2 separate regions of the Homo sapiens genome follow, and region 1 is linked to region 2. The links are chromatin loops, found by intact Hi-C in ENCODE. Cell type or tissue: breast epithelium. All regions are shown on one strand. Region 1 has its middle 6.6 kb from the start of ASB6. Region 2 has its middle 32 kb from the start of C9orf50.

Region 1 (4,000 bases), 60 kb before region 2:
TCCCGGCACTGCCACTCCTGTACCTTGTCATCTTGGGCTAGTCACATCCCCTGTCATCTGCAAACAGGAATAATGACAGTATCTATGACCTAGGTGTGTCGGGAGGGTTCACCCCACGAGGCATGTACCAAGCGACTTAGGGGCTTGATCAATGCTGGCCACCCAAGGGATGCTTGGCCTGGTATGTTGGTTTCTGCAATTCTCTGGGACTTGACTTCCTTTGTTTGTCTGTAAAATGGGTCTTTAACCCTTGTCATCGCTTACACCTTCATAACCACATCCCAAAGCCCAGCCTGGCCCACCTCCCCCTCCTTCCTGCCTCTGCCTCTCTCGGTCCTTCTTGATCGGTTTTTCTGTCTCTCTCTGTGTCCATCACGATTTCACTGTCTTCATTTTTTGGTTTCTGTCTGCCTTGTCTCTCTCCCTCTCAATCTGCCTGGAATTCTGTCCCAGAGGAACCAATACTCCAAGGCTCGACTACATTCCCTTTTACAGCAGTGAGATGGGAAGAGGGAGAGAGAGAGAAAGAGAAGGGGGAAAAAAAATCAAAGCCCACATATTGGTTCCAGATGTGGCCCTCTCTCTCAGCCCTCTCCAGCAATTTAATTAAATTCCCCCAGACAGCCAGGAGGGTTTCTTAATGATCAAATTTCCCCAGCTCTCCTCCTCGAACAGCCCTTGTTCGGGTTCACTCCGTCTCCCTGACGGATGGCCGACCGGATTCTTCCTGCCGTCGGCGCTGCCAAGCTGGGCCAGTGGGGGTGGAGTGGGGGGCTTCCCAGGGAGCACAAAGGACTCTGGCCCCCTGCCTCTGCCCTTGCCACTTCCAAAGGGGTCTGAGTGCTCCTGAACCCACCCTGGGTCAGACTGCAGTGGCTGGAGGGGCCCCAGCGGCCCCCACCCCAGAGCTCTGACCTTGGGGCTGGCCTGCCAGCGACTGATGCCAAGTGGGTGCCAGCCAGGGTGAGATGGGGGAATCTTTGGGATCAGGACTCTGGGCCCATTTACCAGCCAGAGCTGGGGCAGGCTCAGACCTACTGGGCGCCCTCCCCGGCCTCCACTGGGCAGAATGAGCAAGGTTTAGAGAAGGCGAGCCCGAGCTGGGATCTCCTCGCCGGGCTTGGGAGAAGCGGGGGCAGGCTGACCCGAGTTTAGTAGGCGAGGATCTGCCCCCGAGACAGGCCGAGGTGAAGAAGCCTTTCTTGGAAGGCTTCCTCCATGGGAAGAATCGCCATGGGCAGAATCCTTGCCTGCTAGGCTCTCAGTAGGACCCTTGACTTCTGGGGTAGAAAGAAATTTAGGGGAACCCTGGGCCCACCCCTTCGTGTGCAGATGGGCAGTGAGGCTGAGAGAGGCCCAGGCCAAAGTCCAGGCCCCAGCCTCCCTCCAGACGCAGGGCGAGACCCCCGGGGCGCTCAGCACCTTCCCACCCTGCTCTGGGCTGCTGACTTACCTCACCTGGGAGAGGCGGGGACCAGGCAGGGCCTTCCATGTGGGCATGGGGGAACAGTAGAGAAAGAGGGGTCCTGCGGCATCCCGTCCCAGGCTCTGGGCTGCCCACCTGGGGGCTTCACTGGGGCCTGGCCCCACCCTTACCTGGCTGTCACAGGCCCCGCCCTTGGACCAAGCACCAGGAACCACCTGGCAGTGTCTGTGCCGGAGTAGGGGGCTCTGGCCGGCAGGGAGGGCTTCCTGGTGGGGGCGGGTAGGGAGGGGAAAGCAAGCCCGGCCATCAGAAGCACAGAGGTCTCTGGGGCTTGTCGCCCTGGGGGTTGGGGCCCCCGAAATGCTCCTTGGTGCTTCTTAGGACAGTAAACAGAATAAGGGAGGGGACAGAAAAAGCCCTTCGCTGGCCCGGCCACTGTCCTGCCACACGGCCCCACCGCACGGCCCCTGCTCCAGCCCCTGCTACCTCAGTTTCTCCCCTGAGCAGACAGACTCTTAGGCCTCTGGGAACCCAGGAATCCAGGCCCTGCCCCTCCAGCCTGAGGACTGTGGCAGGAACAGGCAGGCTGGGCCTCCTGCAGGGACACTCTTGGGTCATGAGGGTCGGGGGTCAGGGTGGGGTCAGGGTGTGGGGGGAGGAGGAAAGGAAAGGAGCGGGGAGCCAGGCAGGAGAAGAAGGGCAGAAGGGGGGGAAGCGGAGGGCGGCACTTCCATGACCACACTTCAGAAATATGCCGGGCCCTCGTCTGTCCCGGTGCCCTGGGGACTTGCCCGGGGGCTGAAGTTGGAGGCTCTGAAATGGTCCTTGTGGTGATGTGTATGTTTCTAAATATCTCACTTTATGGAAATGCCGCCAATCAAAAAAAGAGAAGAAATAAAAGGCAGGGGTTCCCTAATTCTCCCCCTCCAGGGCCTTCTAAGGGACAGGCCTGGCAGCCGACAGCCCCTCCTGGGGAGACAGCAGGCACCGTGGAGGGCGAAGGTGCTGGGATGGGGCCAGACCACTCCTCCCTGGAGCTGCCCAGCCTGGCACGTGTGTGTGAGAGTGGTGTATGTGTGTGGTGTGAGTGGCGTATGTGTGAGTAGTGTGTGTTACAGTGGTGTATGAGTGGTGTATGTTGGTGTGTGTATGGGTGAGTGGTGTGTAAGTGGTATGTGAGTGTGAGTGGTGCGTATGAGTGAGTGGTGTGTGTGCTAGTGTGCATGAGTGATGTGTGTGCGTGAGTGGTTGTGTGTGAGTGGTGTGTGTGTGAGTGGTGTGTGTGTGAGTGGTGTGTGTGTGAGTGGTGTGTATGTGTGTGAGTGGTGTGTGTGTGTGAGTGGTGTGTGTGTGAGTGGTGTGTATGTGTGTGAGTGGCGTGTGTGAGTGGCGTGTGTGAGTGGTGTGTGTGAGTGGTGTGTGTGTGTGGTGCGTGTGAGCGTGTGTGAGTGTATTTCAGTGGTGTGTGTGTGTGGTGTGTGGGTGGTGTGTGTGGTGCGTGTGAGCGTGTGTGCGTGTATTTGAGTGGTGTGTGTGTGAGTGGTGTGTGGGGTGCATGTGAGCGTGTGGGAGTGTATTTGAGTGGTGTGTGTGCAAGTGTGAGTACGCGCTTTGTGGGGCTCCAGTAGGGGTTGGAAGCCAGGCCCTGGGTGTGAAGCCCCCTCCCTGGGCCCCTCACTCACTGACCTTGGCTTGGTCAGCCATCTCTCCTAGACTCTGACACCAGAGTCCTGGGGTCACTTCCTGGGGTGTCGCGATGAACTGATGAGACTTGTTGAGCTTCTTACTGAATGCATGGGAGTAGGACACACTCGAGCAGAGACCACAGTTGCTGCCGATTGGCCATTCCTACAGCCAGCCTGGGCGGGTGGGCGGGTGGACTCACGGCCACTCGGGAGGAAAGTGAGCGAAGCGCTAGTCCAGGTTGAGGGGACCTCAAGGGTGAGTGGCCTGCGTGCTGAGGAGGAGGCTGTCAGTCCATGGGCTGGGAGAGGGAGAAGGCTTTATGGACAGGCCTGGACCCCCTGCTGGTGTTCAGGGCCTGCCTTCAACCCCAGGAGGGGTGTCAGGGCCTGATTCTCTGCCCTGGGCTTACATAATGTTTTATTAATAAGTCTCAGGTAAGACACACTCATTGGAGAAAAAAGAGGAAATATATCCACATACAAAGAAGAGTAAAAATTCCCAGATCCCAACACCCAAAACAACCACCATTAACATCTCAGCATGGGGCGTTCAAGAATGATTCCTGCACACACACACACACACACACGTGCACACACACATTTTCCTAAATGGGACCATATGGTACCTGCTATTCTGTAATGGGCTCTGTTGGATTGTTATAGAGAAGGACCCCACGTGTTACCAGCTACCATCATTGTTGGACCGCAGGAGAGGCTGAGTGTCTATCCCTGTTTTTTGACCATTTTTCATCCTTCGTGACTTGCCTGTGCATGTCCTTTGCCCATGTTTTTATTGGTGTTTTTGCCTTCTTGTTGTTGATTTTTAGCAGCTCTTTATATATTAAGGTCATCCCCCTCTGTACATTGACGAGTCGGAGTGACTCCCAAA
Region 2 (4,000 bases):
CTGTGTTTCCACGGGGCCTACATCTGTCTGCCTAACCAGGATTCCCAAAGAAGAAACTTCCACCTAAACCTCTCTATTAAAAGCCTATCACCCGGGCGCGGTGGCTCATGCCTGTAATCCCAACACTTTGGGAGGCCGAGGCAAGTGGATCACGAGATCAGGAGTTTGAGACCAGCCTGACCAACATGGTGAAACCCTGTCTCTACTAAAAATACAAAACTTAGCCGGTTGTGGTGGTCCGCGCCTGTAATCCCAGCTACTCAGGAGGCTGAGGCAGGAGAATTGCTTGAACCTGGGAGCTGGAGGTTGCAGTGAGCCAAGATCGTGCCACTGCACTCCAGCCTGGTGACAGAGAGAGACTCCGTCTCAAAAATAAAAATAAAAATAAATAAAAGCCTATCAATCTTCTATGTTGCCCTCTCCCCACAATTTTCACCTCTTCCTCACACTCCTTAGCTCAGACATTACCTGGTCCCCTCACGAGGAGCCTCTAGTTTCCCCTAATCAAACCTTTAACCTTCTGTTGGACTTATGGCTTCAAGGTACCTCCTAGGATTTCTCCCCCACCCAAATAACTTTCTTTTCCTTCTGCCTGATGTTCCCTCTCCCCTAAGTTTACCTTTCCTCACTACAATGGGATCCGCAGCCCGCATCAAGTCACTCCTCAAAGCTAAGCATCTGGAACTTTCTTTGAATCTCACTCAGTCCCTGCTGTGGCAAGCTAATCCTTCCTATGCTCATAATTGTTGGATGTGCCTATCACTCTCCTCATTGTCGGCATATACAGCCCAATCGGCGCTTCTCCCTACAACGTTAACTCAAAAAACATTCCTGACTTATAAACTCCAAAAGCGGTCTTCCTGCTTTGAAAGGGCAGACACTGTACTTGGCAATTACCCTACCCAATTTGCTAACCAAGCCAATAAACTGTTCCAAACATATTATAACTCTCTAACAAAATATGCCCACGGCCAGGCGCTGTGGCTCATGCCTGTAATCCCAACACTTTGGGAGGCCAAGGCGCGCAGATGGTTTGAGGTTGGGAGTTCAGGAGCAGCCTGACCAACAGGGTGAAACCCCATCACTACTAAAAATACAAAATTTTAGCCGGGCGCAGTGGCGCACACCTGTAATCCCAGCTACTCGGGGAGCTGAGGCAGGAGAATTGCTTGAACCTGGGAGGCGGAGGTTGCAGTGAGCCGAGATGGCAACACTGCACTCCAGCCTGGGCAACAGAGCGAGACCCTGTCTCAAAAACAAAACAAAACACAAAATATGCTCCCCCCCGCCCCCTCTATTGAAGGACCCCTTACTCTTCATATCCCTCTCCTTCAATGGGCTCCACTGTTTTTCAGCCACACAGGGCATGTGCCCCATAGGATCCCTCATTCCAGGAGAATGTAACAAAACCATTTCTATCCAGCACGCTACAGACCATCAAACTAACCGGGTTGAATATCAAGTGTCACCAGAAGCCAGTGGGTTGCTCCTCCAACCAGTTCGCTTTATAGCCACCCCCCACATCACGGCTACCTCCTTTAATTGCTCTATCCCCAACACACATCTCTATCCGTGGCTATCCATAACTGGTCCTGCTCCAGATCGCATCAAATGTTCAAAGGTTGACTCCCAACACATCTTCACCATCATCAGAGCCTCCTTGCATCTACACTGTCTGTTTGGAGCCAGGAACCCACCACAAACAACCAAAGGCCCTTAATCCACCTTTTTTCCCTTCATATCTCTACCTGCATTTCCGAAGCAGGCCTGTTTTCCTGCCTGGCACCAACACTTACCTCTGCCTCCCAACCGATTGGACAGGCACCTGTACTCTGGGCCCCCTTTCTCCAGGCTTCGGAATAATTCCCCCTAACCCAGCCCTGCCGGTGCCTTCCATTCAGCATGTCAAACAGACAAGGGCAGTCCAAATCATTGCCTTATAGGCTGTTCTGGGCATCAGCTCAGGCATTGGTTTAAGAGCTGGGGGATTAGCCACTTCACTCTCAAATTTTAAGTCTCTCTCCACAGACCTACAAGAATCCTCAGAAGATATAGCCAAGGGCCTTGTAAGAATCCAAGACCAGCTAGACTCCCCAGCCGGAGGAGTCCTCCAAAACCGGAGAGGACTCGACCTCCTTACAACAGAGAAGGGAGGTTCCTGCCTCTCTCTAGGGGAAGAATGCTGCTTCTATCTCAACCAGCCAGGCTTGGTAAGGGATGCCGTCCAAAACTTAAGGAAAGAGCTCAAAGAATGAGGGAGCGACAAGAAAACCAACCAAATCAGTTCCTGGTTAAATGTTCCTTACCGACAGGATCACAGCCATCTCACAAACTACCCCCCAACAACACCTGAAGACGGTGCTACTCCTCCAGTCAATCCAAAACCAGCAATCTTACGGCCCCCTTTCAGCAGGAAGTAGCCAGAAAAAGCACGCCAGCCCATCTCCCTATCTAACCATAGAGTCTGGATTGATAGGACAAGAGTGCTGCCATCTTAACGAGACTCCACAATCTTCTTTTTTTTTTTTTGAGAGAGAGTTTCACTCTTGTTGCCCAGGCTAGAGTGCAGTGGCGCAATCTCTGCTCACCTCAACCTCCGCCTCCCGGGGTCAAGTGATTCTCCTGTCTCAGCCTCCCAAGTAGCTGGGATTACAGGCAAGTGCCACCATGCCCGGCTAATTTTGTATTTTTAGTAGAGACGGGGTTTCTCCATGTTGGTCAGGCGGGTCTCGAACTCCCGACCTCAGGTGGTCCGCCCGCCTTGGTCTCCCAGAGCGCTGGGATTACAGGCATGAGCCACTGCGCCCGGTCTCCACCATCTTAAAGTATCAAATTTCCATGTCTCAGAACTGTCCGCAAATGTCAGCCCCGCCCATAGCTTCAACAGAGCATAGGCCCTAACTGCAACAGAGCCTAACGAAGTCCCCATTCGTCATAACTAGCCAGCCCTTCCCCAACTCCTTCCCAATAGGATCTTCTCTCAAAGCACACTTCCCCCACCGGGCCCTTTAAAAAGCCTCAGGCTGTAATGCCGGCCAGAGCCCTTCTCAGGTTTACTCTCAATAAATCCATCTCCACTGTACAGCTGTCTTCTCCCCTCTTCCTTCCTTTATCTTATTTTTTTTCTTTTGAGACGGAGTTTCACTCTTGTTGCCCAGGCTGGACTCACTGCAACCTCTGCCTCCCGGGTTCAAGCGATTCTCCTGCCTCAGCCTCCCTGGCAGCTGGGATTATAGGTGTCTGCCACCACACCCAGCTAATTTTTTCTATTTAGTAGAGATGGGGTTTCACCATGTTGGCCAAGCTGGTCTCAAACTCTCGACAAGTGATCCACCCGCCTTGGCCTCCCAGTATGCTGGGATTACAGGTGTGAGCCACTGCGCCCGGCCACTTTCCTTAATCTTTCTATCCCAACAAGATCAAACCTGGAACTCCATTCCACCTGGGAGGTGAGAGGCCCAGGTGCCGTCCATTTGTCCGGGGTGAGCAGGGGCTCAGTACGTTTAACATAATAGCAAATTGGCCTCAGGTCTCAAGGTGGGGTTCAATGTCAGCTCTCAGGAGTTGGTGTTCTGATGCGCACACAGCACCTACAACTGGGCTGTATGCACACATACGAATCTGCGGCTAAATCTGCAGCTGTGCCTCCCCAGGAAGGCAGACAGTGTGGGGAGGAGGGAAGAGGGGGGCAGGGGTTAGTCCTGGGGCAGGGAGGGCGGTGCTGCCCACTGGAGCCACAGCCTGGGTGGGTGGAACCAGATGTGAGCTTCATCCGCCTCCTTCCCTGCCAGCTGTAGCTCTTCTGGAGATCTAGGAGCTCAGCGTTCTCGCCTCTGCCTCCCTGGGGGATTCTATCTGCAGCTCCTACCACCAACTCCCACTCCCCCACTCCTACCCAACTCCACTGCCAGGTTCAGCAGGCAGAGGGGAGAGGGGAGGCCGGATGGGGGGCTCCCCCTGGGGGCAGCAGACAGGAGACCTGACCCACCTGGGCCCAGCT

What was found. Hi-C counts contacts between places; a loop is a spot of excess contacts. Peaks named below come from ENCODE experiments on the same cell type or tissue, not always from the same donor. Only the 100,000 strongest peaks of a DNase experiment are listed, where the experiment ranks them.
Region 1: it touches region 2 in a loop (17-fold over the local background); 1 of 110 quality-filtered maps calls a loop at or near these places.

Annotation. Positions count from the first base shown.
Region 1 is chr9:129,646,784-129,650,783 of GRCh38, reverse strand. No RefSeq gene overlaps it. Among named protein-coding and RNA genes, the nearest start is that of ASB6, 6.6 kb to the right of the region's middle. RefSeq lists an enhancer at 2,651-3,399. In breast epithelium, no CTCF peak of the experiment used is centred here; no DNase peak of the experiment used is centred here; H3K27ac peaks cover 2,345 bases.
Region 2 is chr9:129,586,637-129,590,636 of GRCh38, reverse strand. No RefSeq gene overlaps it. Among named protein-coding and RNA genes, the nearest start is that of C9orf50, 32 kb to the left of the region's middle. RefSeq lists enhancers at 2,272-2,955, 3,536-3,645. In breast epithelium, no CTCF peak of the experiment used is centred here; no DNase peak of the experiment used is centred here.